Linked DNA regions of Homo sapiens: region 1 is linked to region 2. Evidence: read pairs that join two places in POLR2A ChIA-PET (ENCODE). Cell type or tissue: B cell. All regions are shown on one strand. Each heading gives the region's core, and the rest is flanking DNA. Links, peaks and the distances in the headings are about the cores only.

Evidence for each region. ChIA-PET counts read pairs that join two places held together with the same protein. Peaks named below come from ENCODE experiments on the same cell type or tissue, not always from the same donor. Only the 100,000 strongest peaks of a DNase experiment are listed, where the experiment ranks them.
Region 1: POLR2A ChIA-PET joins it to region 2 with 13 read pairs; 3 of 35 experiments call an interaction of 5 or more read pairs at or near these places.

What each region holds. Positions count from the first base shown.
Region 1 is chr10:32,320,107-32,330,651 of GRCh38, reverse strand. The region is part of intron 1 of EPC1 (enhancer of polycomb 1); the gene reads left to right. Among named protein-coding and RNA genes, the nearest start is that of EPC1, 22 kb to the left of the region's middle. In B cell, for the core only: no CTCF peak of the experiment used is centred there; no DNase peak of the experiment used is centred there; H3K27ac peaks cover 5,373 bases.
Region 2 is chr10:32,428,016-32,438,560 of GRCh38, reverse strand. LOC101929431 (a long non-coding RNA gene) reads left to right here. Exons shown (of 3, transcript NR_120660.1): 3 at 2,473-4,207. Among named protein-coding and RNA genes, the nearest start is that of CCDC7, 13 kb to the left of the region's middle. In B cell, for the core only: no CTCF peak of the experiment used is centred there; no DNase peak of the experiment used is centred there.

The DNA.
Region 1 (10,545 bases), core at 1,075-9,074, 110 kb after region 2:
TCTGGGATTTCTAAGATTTGGATCCAGGATTTTTCACTAAGCAGCCTACCTTATCAATTGGGAAATAATGGAATATAATCCAGTGTGTTTGATTACTAAATAAAGTGGCATGAAACAAGATGACCACCCATCCCTAATACATGTGTGTCTTCTAAAACGATTGCTGGGGCTGTTGGAAAGGCATACTTGTGATGTAAATGCTGTTTTCTGTAAGCTAGCTGTAACAAATGGGTGTGGGCTGCCCTTCCACTCAGCTTAATGTATTCAGACTGACCGTGAATCCAGTGGAGAAATTGGAGAACTAGGATGAAGGTGTAGACAGGCTAGCAAAAGTTTAAAATAAGTTCCAAATATTTCAGATGTTATTGTCTCTATTGCTACTTCCATAATTCAAGGTATTGCCATCTCTTGCCTAAATTTAAGTAGCTTCCTCACTGGTCCTCCCAAGACTATAATTGCTGCCTCCCCAGTATTCTTAATACAACCAGTGGCCCTTTGAAAAAGGAAATCTCATTGTGTCACTCTTGCTAAAAACCTATGAAGAGTTCCCATTGTTTTCAAAGTGGCATTATATACTAGGCTTTATGTAATCTGGCTCCTATGTCCTTTTAGTACCTCCAAAGCCTTCAAATTCACTTCAGCCACAGAATCATTTCTCATTTATTCTCATGCACTGAAACACCATTCCCCTGTGGGTTGGTTTAGTAATCTCCCACAGATCCTTCAGATCTCAGCTCAAGGTCACTTCCTTAGGTATCCACTCATTATGACAGGACTGTCACAGGCTCTCATAATATCATCTTTCATGGCAATTACTGCTGTAAATTTCCATTTTATTTATGTAGTTATTTGGTTATAGTCTCACCACATGACTCTTAAGCTCCAAGTACCTCTAGCATTGGAGCTTAATGCCTCTGTAATTTTTTTAATAAATGACTGGATTGGCTTATTGTTAATTTATTCATGTGTTTCTAGTTTAGTCTATCCCAGAGCTATGTTTAGAGATTAGAAGGGACATAACTCCTATTGTAATTTAGAGTTATATGAAGATAATGATGGTTCCAGCAGAGTCTACCCTGTGGTTACTATGTGATTAGACAAGTAGCTTAACTGCTAGCCCTCATTTTTATCATTAATAGAGAAAACTTGAAATAGATTATCTGTGTGCTTGCCTCTTACTTGAATGTTCAATTGAGTTTAAGGGTTTCCCTCCATTTATTAGGATAGGTATGGTTGGGCTATAAACATAACAATCCCAAAATCTTAGTGGCTTTGCAACAAAGTTCTGTTTTTAGCATTGCACTATCCATTGGGTTGATTTGGGGGTTCTGTACTATGTGGCCTCACTCCAGGATGCAGACAGGCAGAGCAGCCTTTATCCTGAACATTGTGTACACTGCAGTGGAGGAAAGAGAGCGCTGGAAATGTCTGTCTTTGCATCAGCTGTTAAGATGCTCTGGCCAGAAGTTACATGCCACTTTTGCTCACAGCTCATTGGCCAGAACAAGAAACATAGCTGCATCTAATCATAAAGGAGCCAGGAGGTACAATCTTGTCATATGACCAAAAGGCAGAAACAACCACATTAACAAGTAGGCCAAGGTTTGGCTTACCCTTCTTCTCACAGAGAAAATACACTCCTCTCCCCCGGCGAAGCCAGCTCAGAAGTCCCAAGTAATGATTGCATCAAACTTAAGAGTTTCCAGGTGATACGCATAATTCTGTATATCAGACCTGTATGTGTTTCCTTGACCTGGAGAACTGTGAACAAAAATGTTACCTGCAACCACCTTCCTGCCACACCCAATATACGTTGAAATAACAGGGACAGGATAACCCCAATAAGCACTTCCATGTGTATAACAGAACATTAGAGGAGCACTGCAGTCCCCATCCCACCGCCATTCAGAAATCCCCCCACAGCCCCGTGTGACAAGGGCTGGCTTACCCTAGATATGGAGAGTGTGCTGGTTTCAGCACTAGGTCTGCTCCCTGGTGGGGAACTCCCCAGGCCATTGTTTTTTGTGGCTGTTGGCACTGATATCTAGGAGATTGATTCCTCCTTTTCCATCATCTTCCTTAGCCTCATCTGAAGTAGTCATTGGAAAATATGCCCTCATTGGGAGCTAAAACCCTTGACAACCTGCTTCCTATAGAAAGTTGGAGACTTAAGCATACTTTTAAATCAGGTTTTTAATTCAGGCTCTGGGTTGTTTGTTGGTAGCACAACTGTGCAAGCTTGTAATGTGTCTAAAAACACGTTTCCATTCAGCTCATATGCCAGTGTTCTTTACCAGATGTATGTCTTATAAACGCTGCTACCGGTAACCTGTTGGGCTCTGTGTGTGTGTATTTATGTGTCTTTTTCTTTTCCTCAGAGCATTTTATTCAACTGAGAGCATTAATTGGGTGTCACAATTTTAATTGGATCTCTGCTCTGAGACTCTTCTCTTTAACCCGTTCAGATGTTTTAACAGTGAATATGATGCTCATACTCTTGATTTGATTTGATACTCTTCCTTTGTTGCTCAAAGCCTTTGGTGGTTTTTAAACTTATGGCTTGGGGTTGAGAAATCTTTTCTTCCAACTGTGCAAGCCTCCCCATTTTGGGGCCCTCTTCCTTTTATTCCTGCTTACAAACTCTGGTCAATTTTAAAATTTGTTTCTTTCTTGCAATACCAAACACAGTCAAAACAACCAACATACCATTTTAATGTTAGGGTTTTTAAAATTGGCACGTAGTGATCATACATACATTTATGTTCTGCATAGTGACGTTTCAGTCAACAGATCACAGACATGACTCTGGTGTCCCCCAAAGTTATAATACCATATTCTTACTGTACCTTTTCCATGTTTAGATATGCTTAGATCCACAAATACTTTTTTGTGTTACAACTCCCTACAGTAATCAGTACAGTAACATACGATACAGGTTAGTAGTCTGTAAGCTATACCATATAGCCTAGGTATGTAGTAAGCTACACCATCTAAGTTTTAAGTAAAATCTATAGTGTTTGCATGATACAGTCACCTAATGATGCATTTCTCAGAACACATTCCCATTATTAAGCAACACTTGGCTATATTTATGGAGTAATGTTCTATACATGTGTACACTGTGTAATGACCAGATCATGGCAATTAACATAGCCATGACCTTAAGCATTTATCATTTCTTTGTTGTGAGAACACTCACAATCCTTTCTTCTGGCTATTTTGAAACATATAATGTGCTGTCGTTAGCAATAGTCACTCTACTGTCCAATAGAGTACCAGAACTTACTCCTATCTGACTGTAAATTGTACCCCTTGACCAACTTCTTCCTGTTTCCCGTCCCTCCTGATATCCCCAGTCTCTGGAAAACACTGTTCTTCCCTCAACTTCTATGAGTTGTTGTTTTGTTTTGTTGAGATTTCACATATGAATGAGATCATGTGATATTTATCTTTCTATGTCTGGTTTATCTCACTTTAACATAGTATCTCCTAGGCTCATCTGTGTTGTAGCAAATGACAGAATTTCATCCTTTTTTGTAGCTGAATATTATTCCATTGTGAGTGTGTGTGTGTGTGTGTGTGTGTGTGTCACCACATTTTCTTCATTCATCTATTGATGGTAATTTACATTGATTTTTTTTTTTTTTTTTTTTTGAGGACCCTCTCCATGCTGTTTTCTGTAATGGCTGTACTGATTTACGTTCCCACTGACAGTGTGTGAGAGTTCTTTTTTTCTCTGCATCCTCACCAGCATTTGTTACTTTTTGTCTTTCTAATAGACGTTCTCACTTGAGTGAGGTGAAATTTTATTGTGGTGTCGATTTGCATTTTCCTGATGGTTAGTCATGATGAGCATTTTTTCCTATACCTGTTAGGAAATGTCCAGTTTTTTTAACCTCTTCCTCTAGAGCTGTAGGTTTATTAAATACATTATCTGCTTTTCAAGTTATTATAACTGACTTTTACCAAATATTTTGTACTGCTTGTTAAGGATTGCCATCCTTCTAGCCTCTGAGAAGTTTCCTTGCTGCCTGGCCTTCAAGCCAGTGGCATATATTTTAGTTTTTTTTGTTATAATAGTACCCTATCTCCAGGTACCAATTTATATTTGTTAGGATGGACTAGGATATGCTGTGATAACCAAGAACCTCAAAATCTTAGTGGCATAAAATACGCAAAGTTTTTTTTCTTATTCTTGTCACATTTTGGATCATTGTCCTGGATCAGCAGGGGAACCAGGGTGATACAGCAGTAAACATCTCAAGCCTGGCGACAGGTGGAAGAGTGCATTGAAAGATTTCACATCTTTCACTGACAGTTAAATGCCATGGTTCAGAAGTCATATAGGTCACTTTGACTTACAATTGGCCAGAATTAGGCACCTAACCCCTCCCAGCCACACGACAGCCAGAAAGTACAATCATACCAGAAATTTTGATGAACAACTCTAAAGACTTAACCCTTTCAGTATTCGTTTTTGTGTATTGGAAGAGGAAGGATAAGGAAGTAGGGATATTGTAGGTTCTGTCCTACAACTCCTTGCAGTGTGTTAACTGTACTTTTGTTTTTTGGAGATCTTTGAGAAGACAGATAAGAGGTATAAATTCATCAAGCCATGTTTCATCTGTCCTGAGTTTAAGGTCTTTATCCTTCTTCCTACTATTAAAAAGTAAGTTTTGCATTCTAACCATGATTTGGTCAGACTTTAACATAAAGACCTCATTTACTTACTGGAAGGCATACTGTAGTTGATATTGTCAGACTGAAATAAATTCCTAATTAAGTACAAGTGTTGTAACACCAGTCCTCTGCTACCATTTATCACTGGAAAAAGTTAATTTGCCTTTATAGAGTTAAAAAAAAAACACCAAAAAACCGGCAGTGTCTGCCACAGTTTGCTTCTTTGAAATGAGATTGTGATTACTCTTTTTTTGCCTACATTTGGAAGAATCAGCCTTTCATTCTAACCAAATTTAATGCATGATACAAACTTTTAGTATGGTTTACTTAATATTTTTGTAGGGAACATCTTAAATATTATCTGGAAACTTTACTTGATGTATTTTATCTCCTTCCACTCTGAAATAAGGGAATTTGTGTGATGTTTATATTAGCCTCAGAACCTTTACAAGAAAAGATAAAATTTTCCTTCTTTTATGTCACGTTTTGCAACCATTAGCCCCTTCCTGTGGAAATTAAAGTTGTTAGGAATTTTCTCTTGTTTCCATAGGAAAGAAGAAACCAGATTTATTTAACATAGCATTAAGCTTTAAAAATGATCCAGTGAGTTATCTCATATCCATTGTGGGGTGAGGTATGTGTTGTAAATAATCTTTGAAATGAATTATTGCTATTAATTAGAAAAGCTGTAAAAACAAGGCTTCCCTGTGATGGTAATACACACTTTTCTTTTTTAATTTTGTTTTGTGTTTTACAGTGTGTAGAGAGATCTCATTCTCTTGTACAAGTTGAAGTTTCTGACTATACTCAATATAGTATAGTGCTTGAATTTATCATAAAACGTCCTTAAGTTCTACAGTGAGAATTGATTATGTTCATAGGTTGACACTTGTTTTGTTAACAGTGACAGTCTGCAGCTAAAAATTAATTCAAGGTTTTATTTATTTATTTTTATTTATTTATTTTTCTTTTGAGACAGAGTCTCACTCTGTCGCCCTGGCTGGAGAGCAGTGGCAGGATCTCTGCTCACTGCAACGTCAGTTACCTGGGTTCTGCAGGTTTGCCATTTTCCTGCCTCAGCCTCGCAAGTGGCTGGGACTACAGGCTCCAGCCACCACGCCCAGCTAATTTTTTGTATTTTTCGTGGAGACGGGGTTTCACCGTGTTAGCCAGGATGGTCTCAATCTCCTGACCTCGTGATCCGCCGACCTCGGCCTCCCAAAGTGCTGGGATTACAGTCTTGAGCCACCGCGCCCGGCTAAAATGTGTTCTTGTTTGTTTGTTTGTTTGTTTGTTTTTTAAGATTAGTAGGAGAAAGAATATCTTTTAAGAAAACACAAGGTAAATTTGGAACTAAAGTTTTAAAAATTTATCTACTTATTTATTAAGTAAATAAGAGTAAGATTTATTAGAGTAACTTTTTTTTTTTTTGTCTTTTTTGAGACAGAGTGTCTCACTCTGTAGCCCAGGCTGGATTGCAGTGGCACAATCTCGGCTCACTGCAGCCTGGCATCTCGAGTTCAAGCGATTCTTCTGCCTCAGCCTCCTGAGTAGCTGGGATTATAGGCACCCGCCACCACGCAGAGACGGGTTTCACTACGTTGGCCAGGCTGGTCTGGAACTCCTGACCTCAGGCGATCCACCCGCCTTGGCCTCCCAAAGTGCTGGGATTACAGGCGTGAACCACATGCCCAGCCTAGAGTAACTATTAAGCTTATTTATTAAAGAATAACTAGGCCGGGCGCAGTGGCTCACGCCTGTAATCCCAGCACTTTGGGAGGCTGAGGTGGGCGGATCACGAGGTTAGGAGGTCCAGACCATCCTGGCTAACATGGTGAAACCCTGTTTTTACTAAAAAATACAAAAAAATTAGCCAGGCGTGGTGGCGGGCGCCTGTAGTCCCAGCCACTTGGGAGGCTGAAGCAGGAGAATGACGTGAACCTAGGAGGCGGAGCTTGCAGTGAGCCGAGATCGCGCCACTGCTCTCCAGCCTGGGCGACAGAGCGAGACTCTGTCTCAAAAAAATAAAAATAAAATAAACTATTTCTAATAACAATTTAGGCCATTAATTATTATAATTTGCCTATTAGAATAATAAATGCACCAGGACTTTATGGACGTATGTTTATTTAATCCTCATGGCAACATTTGAAGTTAGGTGGCATTTTCTGTGCTTTATCAGTAAAGAAACAGGTTGATTTCATTAGTCAGAGAGCTAATATGTGTATGCTAGGGACCATGCTAAGAGGTTTATGTCCATTTGTTGTTTCAGTTTTTTCTTATAATGGCAATTACGTGATTTTACTAATAAGGAAATTTGGTTTAGAAAAGTCAAGTCACAATTAGTAAACAGCAGACTTGGAATTCCAATTCAGATTTCTGATCATTGTGTGCTGTTGAATAGTATCATATCTTTTATATACTTAGATACCTTCCTATTTGATAAGACTCATCTAATGAAATCAGAAACTTTGTTTCCTTACACCATGTTATACAATATAGAAGAAAAGAATTTATGGTATCAAATAATATTAAATTAGAAATTATGAAATACTGCTGTGGTAATTATAAATAAAAGGGGGTAAGCTTGAACAAACATAAAATACACATATTTGAACAAGAAAGTTTTGAGATTGTCAAAGTCCCTTTTATTTTTTAACCAGTCCAGGAAGACACTACTTCTATTACAAATATCAGAAATTACACTGGGGGGGATTTTGTGGTTTTGGCGAAACTTAGGGACTCGGTGAAAAGGAAGAAAAACCTGTAAGATTATTTTTAGTTTTAGTCTGAAGTGAATAAGAAGAAGTACATTGTATATACTTCTCTTTTTAAAAAAATTATGGATACATAATAGTACATATTTACAGGGTACATGTGATATTTTGATACAAGCATACAATGTGTAATGATCAAATCAGGGTAATTTGAGTATACATCACCTCAAGCATTTATCATTTATTTGTGTTAGGAACATTCCAGTTCCACTCATTTAGTTGTTTTGAAATATACAATAAATCATGGTTTTTTTAAAAAAAATGGTCTCTTTATTGTGCTGCCAAACCCTACATCTTATTCCATCTAACTGTGTTTTTGTACCCGTTAATCATCCCTTCTTTATCCCTCCCTCCCCACTACCCTTCCCAGCCTTTGGTAACCATCACTTTATTCTCTGTCTCCATGAGTTCAGTTTTTTGTTTTGGTTTGTTTTTTTAGCTCCCACATATTGATGAGAACTATCATTTCTCATACTAGCCACATTATAGTATTTGAGAGTCATCTTAAACATGCACAAATGTCAGCATTCATAGAAATCCTAAAGGTTTATATTTTAGATAAGTAAAACAATGTATGTAATAAAGTAAGTGTAACAACAGCTAAGTGCTACATTGACTGGCAAGAAACCAACCATAGATAAATCTGTTATTTTTGATAGAAGAACAGTGCATGGTCAAATTTAGTCTACTTGATACTTTGTTTCAACCTATTTAGTTCATCACATAAATCCTCCTCTCTCTGGATGGTAAATAATTTAGTTATCTTCTGACTTCTTTTATGGTAGCTTTTATAGTAATAATAAAGTACTAAGCTGATTCCTTATAAGTAAACTCATTTCTCATTACTTTCTGTAAAAAGATTATATTATTTTGTTTCCATATATGGTATAGTAAATGTGTCAAAGATAGAAGCAAAGTGTTAGAAATCCAGAGGAAGAACTAACAAATTTTAATAGTTTTCTATTTTTGTGTATATTAAGCAAGATAAAACAGACTTTTTACTGCGAACTGCGATACATGTAAGGCTAATGCGTGATTAAGAATGGCATAGGGAAGCATCTGTACCTGGTCTTGGCTTTCTTGTGACTTCATCTTCCTCAGCTCTGTCCTTCATATCTAGGATGCCTGGACATTAGCAGCAGTTAAGTCTTAGGAGCTAAAATCAAGTAGAAGTACTCTAAGGAGAATCCTGTAAGCGAAGCTAAGAAACCTGCTCTTACTTCCTTAGGTGGACTGGTTGTAGCATTCTAATAATCCTTATACCTAGGATGCTGTTGATCATCTCTTCAGCCATTTAAAGTCCTTTTTGCTTCTCTCTTAGTATTCTGAATCTTCCCCTGAGTACCAACCAGAACCCAGCCATAGATGGGGAAGGCAGAAGAAGACAAGAAGGGAGAATTAAGCTACAGTAGAAAGATCATAGGGTTCTGGAGTCAGACCTCAGTCCAAATCCTACTTCCGCCACTTCGGACAAGTGACTTAATCAGTCTTCAGAGTGAACATGAAGTATCTAATAAAGGGTCTGAACATAGTGATACGGTTTTTTTTTTTACTTAATATTACTTCCCTCTTCTCTCAGTCATTTTCACTATGTAAATAGTAGAGCATTCTTTAGTCTCTGCCACTGATCTACCTTACCACAACTAGTCTGCTGAACCTCAAAAATTAAATGGATCTAAGCGGGGTGTGGTGGTTGCACCTGTAGCACCAGCTACTTAGGAGGCAGAGGCAGGAGGATCACTTGTCCAGGATTTTGGGGCTGTAAAGTGCCGTTTGTGCTTGTTAATAGCCACTGCACTCCAGCCTGGGCAATATAGCAAGACCCCATCTCTGAAAAAAAAACAGATCTATATTAAAGATCTGCAAACTTTTCCCGTAAAGAATCAGATAGTAAATATTTTAAGATTCGCTGGCCCTACAGTCTGTGTCATCACTACTCAACTCTCTTGGTGAAGGGCAAAAGCAGCTGTGGAATGATATGCAGACCAATGAGTGTGGCTATGTTCCAATATAATTATTTAGAAAAACAGGTGGTGGGCTAGATTTGGCCCCACACTATAGTTTAACCTCTAATCTTTGTCTTTAACCATTAAAGGTAGTTCCATTTTGAGATTTCATAGTCAAAATACAGCCCCCTTAAAAAAAATAAACTAACTGAAAAAGACCTCATTATGAGTTGGACAGTGAATGGAGTTACAAGATGATGTTTCCCAAAATTGATGACATATATTGTGGAGGAGAATGGTACTATAAATTAAAGATCAGGTCCCACCAAACATTTAAAGAACTCACATGAACAGTGGTCAAAAGCCGGGTGTGGTGGCTCACGCCTGTAATCCCAGTACTTTGGGAGGCTGAGGCAGGTGGTTCACTTGAGTCCAGGAGTTGGAGACCAGCCTGGCCAACACAGTGAAATCCTGTCTCTACTGAAAATTAGCTGGGCGTGGTGGTGCATGCCTGTAATCCAAGCTACTTGGGAGGCTGAGGCAGGTGAATCACTTGAGCCCAGGAAGCAGAGGTTGCAGTGAGCTGAGATCACACCACTGCACTCCAGCAGGGGCAACAGAGCAAGACTGTCTCAAAAAAAAAGAAAAAGGTCAAATGACTAATTAAGAAATGTTGAATTCTGTATTATTAATTTGGAAGATCATAATGGATTTTGGCATACATAAAATCTGTGAGGATTCTTCTGTAAAGACGTTGTTCAGCATAGCTTATCCCTGCCTCTGTGCATATCCCAAAATTATTTAATCACAGAACTCCTCACATAACACTTAATGATATTGCTGGAACTGCTTTTCAGAGAACAGTATTCTGAAACTAGTTTAAATAGAGAAATTAAGAAATTAAGAAAGGGAATTTAAGAAAGAGACTTTCACTGACTTGTAAGGATTATGCAGGTACTTGGTAACAGTTCTGGAAGCAGTACTTGAATCTCTTGTACAGATTGTACTTTTTAAAAAAAAAGTCCTTTTGCTCTTAGCTTTATTTAAAAAAAAAAAACAACCATTATTTGGAAGTAATTTTACTTACAGAAAAGTTGCAAGAAGGGGAGTAGTAAGTACATAGAGCATTCTCTACCCTTTAC
Region 2 (10,545 bases), core at 1,358-9,357:
TTAGAAGGAAATGGACTGAAAGGTCAGAGACAAGGAGATCTTAGGTAGAGGCATGTGGTGCCTATGGCTAAACATATGAAATTTTTCATATCATATGTAATTTCCTATCAGATGGCATCCACCACAGAAGAAGCACAGAACAACTTTATGGACAAAATAATTCAGCCTGCTAATGTTAGCCAACCTTTGTCTTCAGCCACCCCAGACCACATAGCCACATGAAAGAAGTGGTCATAGTAACAGAGATAGAGGCTACACCTGAGACCAAAAGCATGGACTCCCTCTCACCAAGGTCAGTCTAGCTACTGTTGCCTCTGAATGTCCTCCATGGCAGCAGCAGAAACCAGTATTCTTGTATGACACTATTCCTTCAAGAGACCACTTGTCCATTTGATGGCAGGTTGATTATGTTGAGTCCCTTCCATCCTGGAAGAGCCAGTGAAATACACGGATCTGGAAACCAAAGGATGAAAGCAGGAAATATTTAGCTAGCATCACTCCCAATAACCACTAAGGAGATTTGTACATCTCTTCCTGCAATCCTGGACCTCAAAAACTTAGACATTTTGGTTCCCAAAAGAGGCATAACAAGCCTCCTACTGAACTACAAGCTACAGCTGCCACATGGGCACTCTGAACTTTTCGTTTCCAGGAACCACAAGGCTGTGAGAAGGAGTCACAGTCTTGGTAGTCTAGATGACACTGACGAGCAGGATGAGGTAGAGATAATGTTAGACAATGGTGGTGGAGAGGAATATGTGTGAAATTCAGGTGATCCACTTGAGTGCCTCTTGGTACTTCCTTGCCCAATGTGACTGTGAATAAGCAAGTACAGCAAACCTGGCCTGAAGTCGACAAAAGCTATAGAGGAGCTGCACTCCAAATGTGTAAGGACAAATACATGTAAAGCAAAGAGGGGACTGTAGCAGACACGAAAACATGCCACTTACAACTCTCTTCAAGAAGGAACCTGCAGCAAAGAATGTAGACTAGTGAAAACCAGCTATGGATGTCTTCAGGATTTGTCTTATTAATAACTTTTGAGCTGAGGCCACTTGCCTCCTGGGCATCCTCCAGCTGATGACTGAGCATGCAATGATGTAAAGATTTGCTGTTTCTGGCCAGTGTGAGACTCCTCTGTGAACAATATTTGTTTTTGAGATCACTGGGCTTTCTAATACATTCCCAGAGCTACCCCCACAGTTTGATGCTCTTTTATATAGTCCTCTTTCTTTTCCCCACTCTTTTCACAGGTATCAGACTGGTATCACAGCCTGAAAGCTTTCTCTGCCACTCCTACTCTCTTTCCTTTAACTTTCACAATTATAAATCTCCTTCACTTATAACTCCATTTGGCATATGCATCCTGGAGGACCCAAATCAACACAGACCTAGCCATAAAAACAAAAAAACATAAAGCTATGAAAGCAAAAAGTGTAAAGAAAACATAGGTGAATATATTAATGACCTCGGCATAGGCAACTTTTTTTTGACAAGACAAAAATTACTAACCATCTGAAAATTGATAAACTGGACAGCTTTCAAATTTTTAAAAATGTGCATCAACAGATGAATAAGTAAACTATGGTATATTATTACAATGGAATACTGTGCAATAAAAAAAGGAATGAATTTTTGATATGCAGAACAATTTGGATGAAACTCAAAGGCATTACACTGAGTGAAAGGACCCAGTCTCAAAAGGTTACATACTATATGATTGCATTGACATGACGTTCTCAAAAATACAAAACTGTGGTAATGAAGAACTAATCAGTATCTTCCAGGGATTGGAGGTGGGAGAGAGTGTGACTATAAAAGGATAGAACGAGGAAGTTTGGGGGGGTTATGGCACTGTTCTGTATCCAGATTCATGTTGGTTATATTTCATGCATGTGTTAAAATTCATATAACTGTACAGCAAAAAGTCCATTTTACTGCACGTTAATTTTTTAATTAAAAATACAAAAAATCTCCACATGATCATACTCTGCTTAAAATTATTCAGTGGGTGAATGCTTGGGACTCATTTGCTCAGGTGTATAGTAGGTATATATTTGACTTTTTGTAAAAAGCTGCCAGGCCATTTTCTAGGGTGTTTGTTTTATACAGGCATAGCTCATTTATTGCACTTGCTTTATTGCACTTTGAAGATACTGCACTTTTTTACAAGTGGAGGGTTTGTGGCAAGCTTGCATCAAGCAAGTTAATCAGCACCATTTTCCCAACAGCATGTGCACACTTCATGTCTCTGTGTCACATTTTGGCAACTCTTACAATATTTCAGTCTTGTTCATTATTATTATATCTGTTATGGTGACCTGTGATCATTGGTCTTTGATGTTACTATTGTAATTGTTTTGGGGCACTGCAAACCACACCCATGTAAGACAGTGAAGTTAATTGATCGATGTTCTGTGTTCTGACTGCTTCACTAACTGGCCATTACTCCATTTCTCTTCTATCCTTCAGGTCTTCCTATTCCCTGAGACACAACAATATTGAAATAGGGCCAATTAATAACCCTACAATGGTCTGTAATTGTGCAAGTGGAAGAAAGAATCGTGTGCCTCTCGCTTTAAATCAAAAGCTAGAAATGATTAAGCTGACTGAGGAAGGCATGTTTGAAGCTGAAACAGACTGAAAGCAAGTCCTCTTGCACCAAAAGGCCAAGTTGTTAAAGCAAAGGAAAAATTATTGAAGTAAATTAAGTGCTACTCTAGTAAACACAATTGATAAGAAAGCAAAACAGCCTTATTGCTGGTACAGAGAAAGTTTGAGTCGTTTGGGTAGAAGATCAAACCAGCCACAACATTCCCTTAAGCAAAAGCCTAATCCAGAGGGCCCTAACTCTCTTCAATTCTATGAAGACTAAGAGAGGTGAGAAAGCTGCAGAAGAAAAGTTGGAAGCTAGTAGAGTTTGGTTCATGAGGTTTAAGGAAAAAAGCCATCGCTATAACGTAACAGGTCAAGAAGGAAGTGTTGATGTAGAAGCTACAGCAAGTTATCTGAAAGATCTAGGTAAGAACTGATGAAGGCAATTACATAAAACAGAGGCTTTTCTTTTCTTTTTCTTTTTTACTTTCTTTTTTTCTTTTGAGACAGGGTCTTGCTCTGTCACCCAGGTTGGAGTACAGTGGTGTGATTATAGTACAATTGCAGCCTTGAACTCCCAGACTCAAGTGACCCCACTGCCTCATCCTCACAAGTAGGTGGGACTACAGGTACATGCCACCATGACTGGTGAATTTTTCTTTTTTTTATTTTTAATAGAGACAAGATCTCACTATGTTGCCCAGGCTGGTCTCAAACTCCTAGGCTCATGCAATCCTCCAGCCTCAGCCTCCCAAAGTGCAACAAATACAGGTGTGAGCCACCATGGTCAGCCAACAATAGCTTTCCAGTATAAACTAAACAGTCTTCTATTGAAAGAAAATGCCATCTGGGACTTTCATAGCTAGAGAGTAGAAGTCAATGCCTGGCTTCAAAGACTCAAAGCACAGACTGACTTTTCCGTTAGGGGCTCATGCAGCTGGTACTTTAAGTTGAAGCCATTGCTCACGTACCATTCTGAAAATGTTACGACACTTAAGAATTATTCTAAATGTATTCTGCCTATGCTCCAAAAATAGAACAACAAATTCTAGATGACAGCATTTCTGTTTGTAATATACCTCACTGAATATTTTAAGCCCACTGTTGAGACCTACTGCTCAGAAAAAAAAAGATTTCTTTCAAAATATTACTGCTATTGACAATGTACCTGGTCACCCAAGAGCTCTGGTGAGATATACAAGGAGATTAATATTTTTATGCCTGCTAACGCAGCATCCATTCTTCAGCCCATGGAACAAATAGTCATTTTGACTTTTAAGTCCTATTATTTAAGAAACACATTTTGGGCCAGGCGCAGTGGCTCACGCCTATAATCCCACCACTTTTGGAGGCCAAGGCAGGCAGATCACCTGAGGTCGGGAGTTCAAGACCAGCCTGACCAACATGGAGAAACCCTGTCTCTACTAAAAATACAAAATTAGCCAGGCATGGTGGCACATGCCTGTAATCCCAGCTACTTGGGAGGCTGAGGCAGGAGAATTGCTTGAACCTGGGAGGTGAGGTTGCAGTGAGCCAAGATCACACCATTGCACTCCAGCCTGGGCAGCAAGAGTGAAACTGTGAAACTCCATCTCAAAAAAAAAAAAAAAAACACATTTTGTAAGACTATCGCCTATCGCTGCCATAGATGGTGATTCTTCTCATGGATCAGGGAGAGCTATATTGAGCTATATTGAAAACCTTCTGGAAAGGATTCACCATTCTAGATGCCAGTAAGAATATTTGTGATTCATAGGTGGAGGCAAAATACCAACCCTGACAGGAGTTTGGAAATTGTTGATTCCAACCCTCATAGATGACTTGCAAGGGTTCAAAACTTCAGTGGAGGAGTAACTGTAGATGTGGTGGAAATAGCAAAAGAACCAGAATTAGAAATGGAGCCTGTAGATGACAATGAATTGCTGCAATGATCAAATTGGAACAAATGAGGAGTTACTTCTTATGGATAAGCAAAGAAAGTGGTTTCTTAACATGAAATCTACTCCTGGTGGAGATCCTATGCACATTGTTGAAATCAAAACCAAGGATTTAGAATATCACACAAATTTAGCTGATAAAGCAGCAGCAGAGTTTGAGAGGATTGACTCCAAACTTAAAAGAAGTTCTAGTGTGTGTAAAATGCTATCAAACAGCATCATGTGCTGCAGAAAAATCTTTCATGAAAGAAAGAGTCAATTGATGTGGCAAACTTCATTGTTATGGTGTTATCATAAGAAATTTCCACAGCCACCCCAACCTTCAGCTGCCACCACACTGATCAGTCAGTTGTCATTAATATTGAGAAAAGATCCTCCACGAGCAAAAAGATTACAACTCACTGAAGGTCAAAATGATCATTTGCATTTGTAGCAATAAAGTATTTTCTTTTCTTTTTTTTTTTTTTTTTGAGATGGGGTCTTGCTGTGTCACCCAGGCTGGAGTGCAGTGGGGCAATCTCTGCTCACTGCAACCTCTGAGAGCCTCCTGGGTTCAGGCAAGTCTCCTGCCTCAGCCTCCTGAGTAGCTGGGATTACAGGTGCTCACCACCACACCCAGCTAATTTTTGTATTTTTAGTAGAGACAGGGTTTCACCATGTTGACCAGGCTGGTCTTGAACTCCTAGCCTCAAGTGATCCACCCACCTCAGCCTCCCAAAGTTCTGGAATTACAGGCATGAGCCACCACACCTGGCCAAGTATTTTCAGTTAAGGTATGTAAAATGGTTTTTTAGACATAATGTGATTGCACACTTAATGACTAAAATATAGTTCAAACATAACTTTTATATGCAATGGAAAATCAAAAAATCATTGCAATGTTCACTTCTTTGCAGTGGTCTGGAACTAAACCTATAACATCTCTGAGGTATATCTGTATTTTAGTAGGGATGGTGGTTACATGGGTATATACAAGAAAAGAAAACGACAGGCCAATATCACTGATGAACATAGATGCAAAAATCCTCAACAAAATACTAGCTAACCATATTCAGCAGGACATTCAAAGTATCATTCACAATAATTCAGTGGGATTGATCTCTGGGATGCAAGATTGGTTCAACAAACACAAATCAATCAACATGATTCACTATATTAGCAGAATAAAGGGCAAAAACTATATGATCAGGCCGGGCATGGTGGCTCACACCTGTAATGTAAGCACAGCACTTTGGGAGGCCAAGGCAGGAGGATCGTTTGAACTCAGGAGTTCGAGACCAGCCTGGGCAACATGGCGAAACTCCATCTCTACAAAAAAATACAAAAATTAGCCAGGTGTGGTGGCACATGCCTGTAGCCCCAGCCACTCAGGAGGCTGAGACAGGAGGATCAATTGAGCCCAGGAGGTAGAGGTTGCAGTGAGCAGAGATTGTGCCATTGCATTCCAGCCTGGGCAGCAGAGTGAGACCTTGTCAAAAAAAAAAAAAAAAAAAAAAAAAAAAAAAAAAAAAAACATGATCAATTACATAGTTGCAGAAAAAAAAATTTGAAAAAAATTCAACATCTTTTTATAATAAAAGCTGTTAATCAATTTCATATAGAAAGAATGTTTCTCAACACCATAAAGGCCATATATGACAAACCTATAGCTAACATACTCAATATGAAAAAATGGAAAGCTTTTTCTCTAAGAGCAGGAACAAAATAAGGATGCCTGCTCTCATCCCTTCTGTTCAACATAGTACTGAAAGTCCTAGCCAGAGCAGTTAGGCGAGAGAAAGAAATAAAAAGTATCCAAATAGGAAAGGAAAAAGTAAAATTATCTGTTTGCTGATGACTTGATCTTATATGCAAAAAACCTTAAACATTCCACCAAAAAGCTGTTAGAACTAGTAAACAAATTCAGTAAAGCTGCAGGACACAAAATCAACTTTCAAAAATCAGTAGTGCTTCTATACACTAACAATGAGCTATCTGAAAAAGAAATTAATTAAACAATCCCATTTACAGTAGCATTAAAAAATAAGATAATCAGGAGTAAATTGAAACAAGGAAGTGAATGATATGTATACTGAAAATTATAAAACATTGATGAATAAAATTGAAAACGACATAAATAAATGGAAATATATCCTGTGTTAATGGATTGGAAGAATAAACATTGATAAAAGTCATAATACCCAAAGCAATCTACAGAGTCAATGCAATTCCTATCAAAAGTCCAATGTCACTCTTCACAGAAATGGAAAAATTAATCCTAAAATGTGTATGGAAACACAAATGATCCTGAATGGCTAAAACAATCTGGATCAAAAAGATCAATGACAAAGACATCACACTACCAAATTTCAAAATATATTACAAAGCTCTAGTAACAAAACAGTATGATGCTGGCATAAAAACAGAAATATCGATCAATGGTATAGGATTGAGCCCAGAGATAAACCCACACATCTATGGTCAATTGATTTTTAACAAAGATACCAAGAATCCACAATGGTAAGAGGACAGTTTCTTTAATAAACGGTGTTGGGAAACCTAAATAGGCACATATGGAAGAAGAATAAAGATGGACTCTTATTTCACCTCTTACACAATAATCAACTCAAAATAGATTAAAGACCTAAATGTGAGAACTGAAACTATAAAACTACTAGAAGAAAACATAGGGAGAAAGCTTTATGACATTGATCTAGGCAGTGATTTCTTGAGTATGACCCCAAAAGTACAGGCAATAAAAGCAAAAATAAACAAATGGGATTGCATCGAAATAAAAAGCTTCTGCACAGCAAAGGAAAAAATAAAGTAAGAAAACAGCTCACAGATCAGGAAAGAACATTTGAAAATTGCACATTGTTAAGGGGCTAATACCCAAAATATATAAGGGACTCAAACTACTCAATAAACAAGAAAATGAATAATCCTATTTAAAAATGGGAAAAGGACTTAAATAGACATTTATCAAAAGAAGACATACAAATGGCCAAAAGATTTATGAAAAATGCTAACATCTCTAATAATCAGAAAAATACAAATTGAAATCACAATGAGATATCACTTCATACCCACTAGATTGGCTGTTATCAAAATGATAAAACATAACAAGTATTGGCAATGATGAGAAAGGGGAACCTTTGTACACTATTGGTGAGTACATATCTTTTTTAAGACTGTAATATCCTCTTGATAAATTGACACCTTTAACTTTGTATAGCTATCTTGGAAAATAGTAAGGAGGTTCTTCAAAAAGCTAAAAATAGAATTACCATATGATCCATCAGTCTCACTTCTGGATATTTACCCAAAGGAACTGAAATTAATATGTCAAAGAGATGTCTACACTCCCATGTTCACTGCAGCATTATTCACAATCGCCAAGATATGGAAACAACTTAAGTGACTATCAACAAATAAATGGATTTTTATGTAATTATATAAAACCTATATACAGCAGGATGCTATTCAGCTTTAAAAAAGAAAAAACAGGAAATTCTGTCATTTTCAAAAATATAGATAAATCTGAGGACATACGTTAAATGAAATAAGCCAGGCACAGAGAAACTAATACTGTATGATTTCATCTATACGTGGACTCTAAAAAAGTCAACCTCATAGAAGTAGATGGTAGAATGGTGATTACCAGAGTCGGGGTGGGGGTGAATGGGAAAAGGGAAGATATTGGGCAATGGGTACTAAGTTTCAGCTGGAGAGGAGAAATTAGTTCTGGTGTTCTATTGTAAAGCATGGTGATTAAAGTTAATAATTTGTGTATACTTCAAGTTAGATAATAGAGAGGATTTTAAATATTCTTACCACAAAGAAATGATAAATATTTGAGGTGATGGATATGTTAGTTAGCCTTATTTGATTATTCCACAGTGTATGTAGTATCAAAACATCACATTGCAGCTCATAAGTATATATAATTTTTATTTTTGTCAAATAAAACTAAAAACTGTTTTAAAAAACATGAAATTTGGAAAAGGCATTAACAAATAAATCAGAAAATGGAATATAAAGCCCAAAACAGACCCATGTATATATAAGACTTTTTAGTTATAAAAATATAGCATTTGGAATCACTGATGAAAGAATGTACAATTCAATAAATGGCTAGGGAATGTGCAACTACCATTTGGGGAATAAATTAAGTTGTATTTCTACCACATAGCACATAAAAAGTTCTAAATGGATTAAAACATAAAATGCTAATTAACCATAAATTATTAGAAGAAAAATTAATATAATATTTTTATAACATTACTTGGGATAAAGATGCCTTCTAAAAACACTGTGAGCTCAAAAACCATCAAGAAAAATGTGAAAAGATCAAATTACATGACACTTTAAAAATTCTATTTGTTGCATGATATCCTTTAAAACATTAAAAGACAAGTAGAAGACATATTTGCAACATATGTAACTGGCAAAGAATATATAAAGAGCTTCTAAAAAGACAACTCAGTAAAAAAAATGAGCAATCAACAATTCACAGAAGAAATTCAAATACAGAATAAACATAAGATGTTCAAGTTCTCTAAAAATTGTAAAAATGCAAACTAAAACAAGAGTGATATATCACTTTATACCTATCAAACTGGCAAATTTTTATTTTATTTTATTTATTTTGCAAGAGCTTCTTAAGGAACCATTAGCGAAAATGTAAAGTCTTGATAATATCCAGTGTTAGCAAGAATTTCGGGAAAGGAAGACTTATGCATACTTCATGAGAGAACCAATTAGTAAAGCCCTTTTGGAAAGCAATTTAACAGTATCTTTTTTTTTTTTTTTTTTTAGACAGTGTCTCACTCTGTAGACCAGGCTGGAGTGCAGTGGCGTGATCTTGACTCACTGCAACCTCTGCCTCCTGGGTTCAAACGATTCTCATGCCTCAGCCTACCAAGTAGCTGGAATTACAGTCATGTGCCACCATGCCCAGCTAATTTTTGTATTTTTAGTAGAGACGGGGTTTCACCATGTTGGCCAGGCTGGTCTCAAACTCCTGACCTCAGGTGATCCACCTGCCTGGGCCTCCCAAAGTGCTGGGATTACAGGTGTGAGTCACCACACTTGGTCGTAATTGTATTTTTAAGGATTATTTTTTTCTCTGTAGTTTTGTTATATAGGCAATATAGGAATAAATTATTTTTATAAAATATTCAAATATATGGAAATACATAGGGTAATACTACAAGTTTATCTTTACCTCACACATTATAAATACACACATATATTAATGTGTATAACTTGAGTCCTTTTTCTCTGCATTAACATATATCAAATGTAGATTTAAAAACAAGTAAATTTGTGTTTTTAGTAGAGACAGGATTTTGCCTTTCGCCATATTGGCCAAGCTGATCTCAAACTCCTGACCTCAAGTTATCCTCCCACCTCAGCCTCCCAGAGTATTGGGGTTACAGGTGTGAGCCACAGGGCCCAGCCAATAGTATCTTTTAAAGTTAAAATTTTATATATTCTTTTATGTGATAATTTTGTATCAATCCAACCTATAGATTTAAAATATGGGCACAAAGATATTTGAACAAAGATGTTTATTGTAACATCATTTGTAATAATGAAAAATTTTAAATAGTCCAAATATTTGTAAATACAGAGACTAGTTTAATAACTTGTGGCATATCAAAAATACTAGGTAATGATACGCAACTATTAAGAATAAGATAGAACTTTGTGTATCACCATGGGACAGTCACTAAGACATATTCATTGAGTTTCATACACGTGAAGTACTATTTTACTTGTTTTTAAATCTACATTTGATATATGTTAATGCAGAGAAAAAGGACTCAAGTTATACACATTAATATATGTGTGTATTTATAATGTGTGAGGTAAAGATAAACTTGTATTACCCTATGTATTTCCATATATTTGAATATTTTATAAAAATAATTTATTCCTATATTGCCTATATAACAAAACTACAGAGAAAAAAAATAATCCTTAAAAATACAATTACGACCGAGTGTGGTGACTCACACCTGTAATCCCA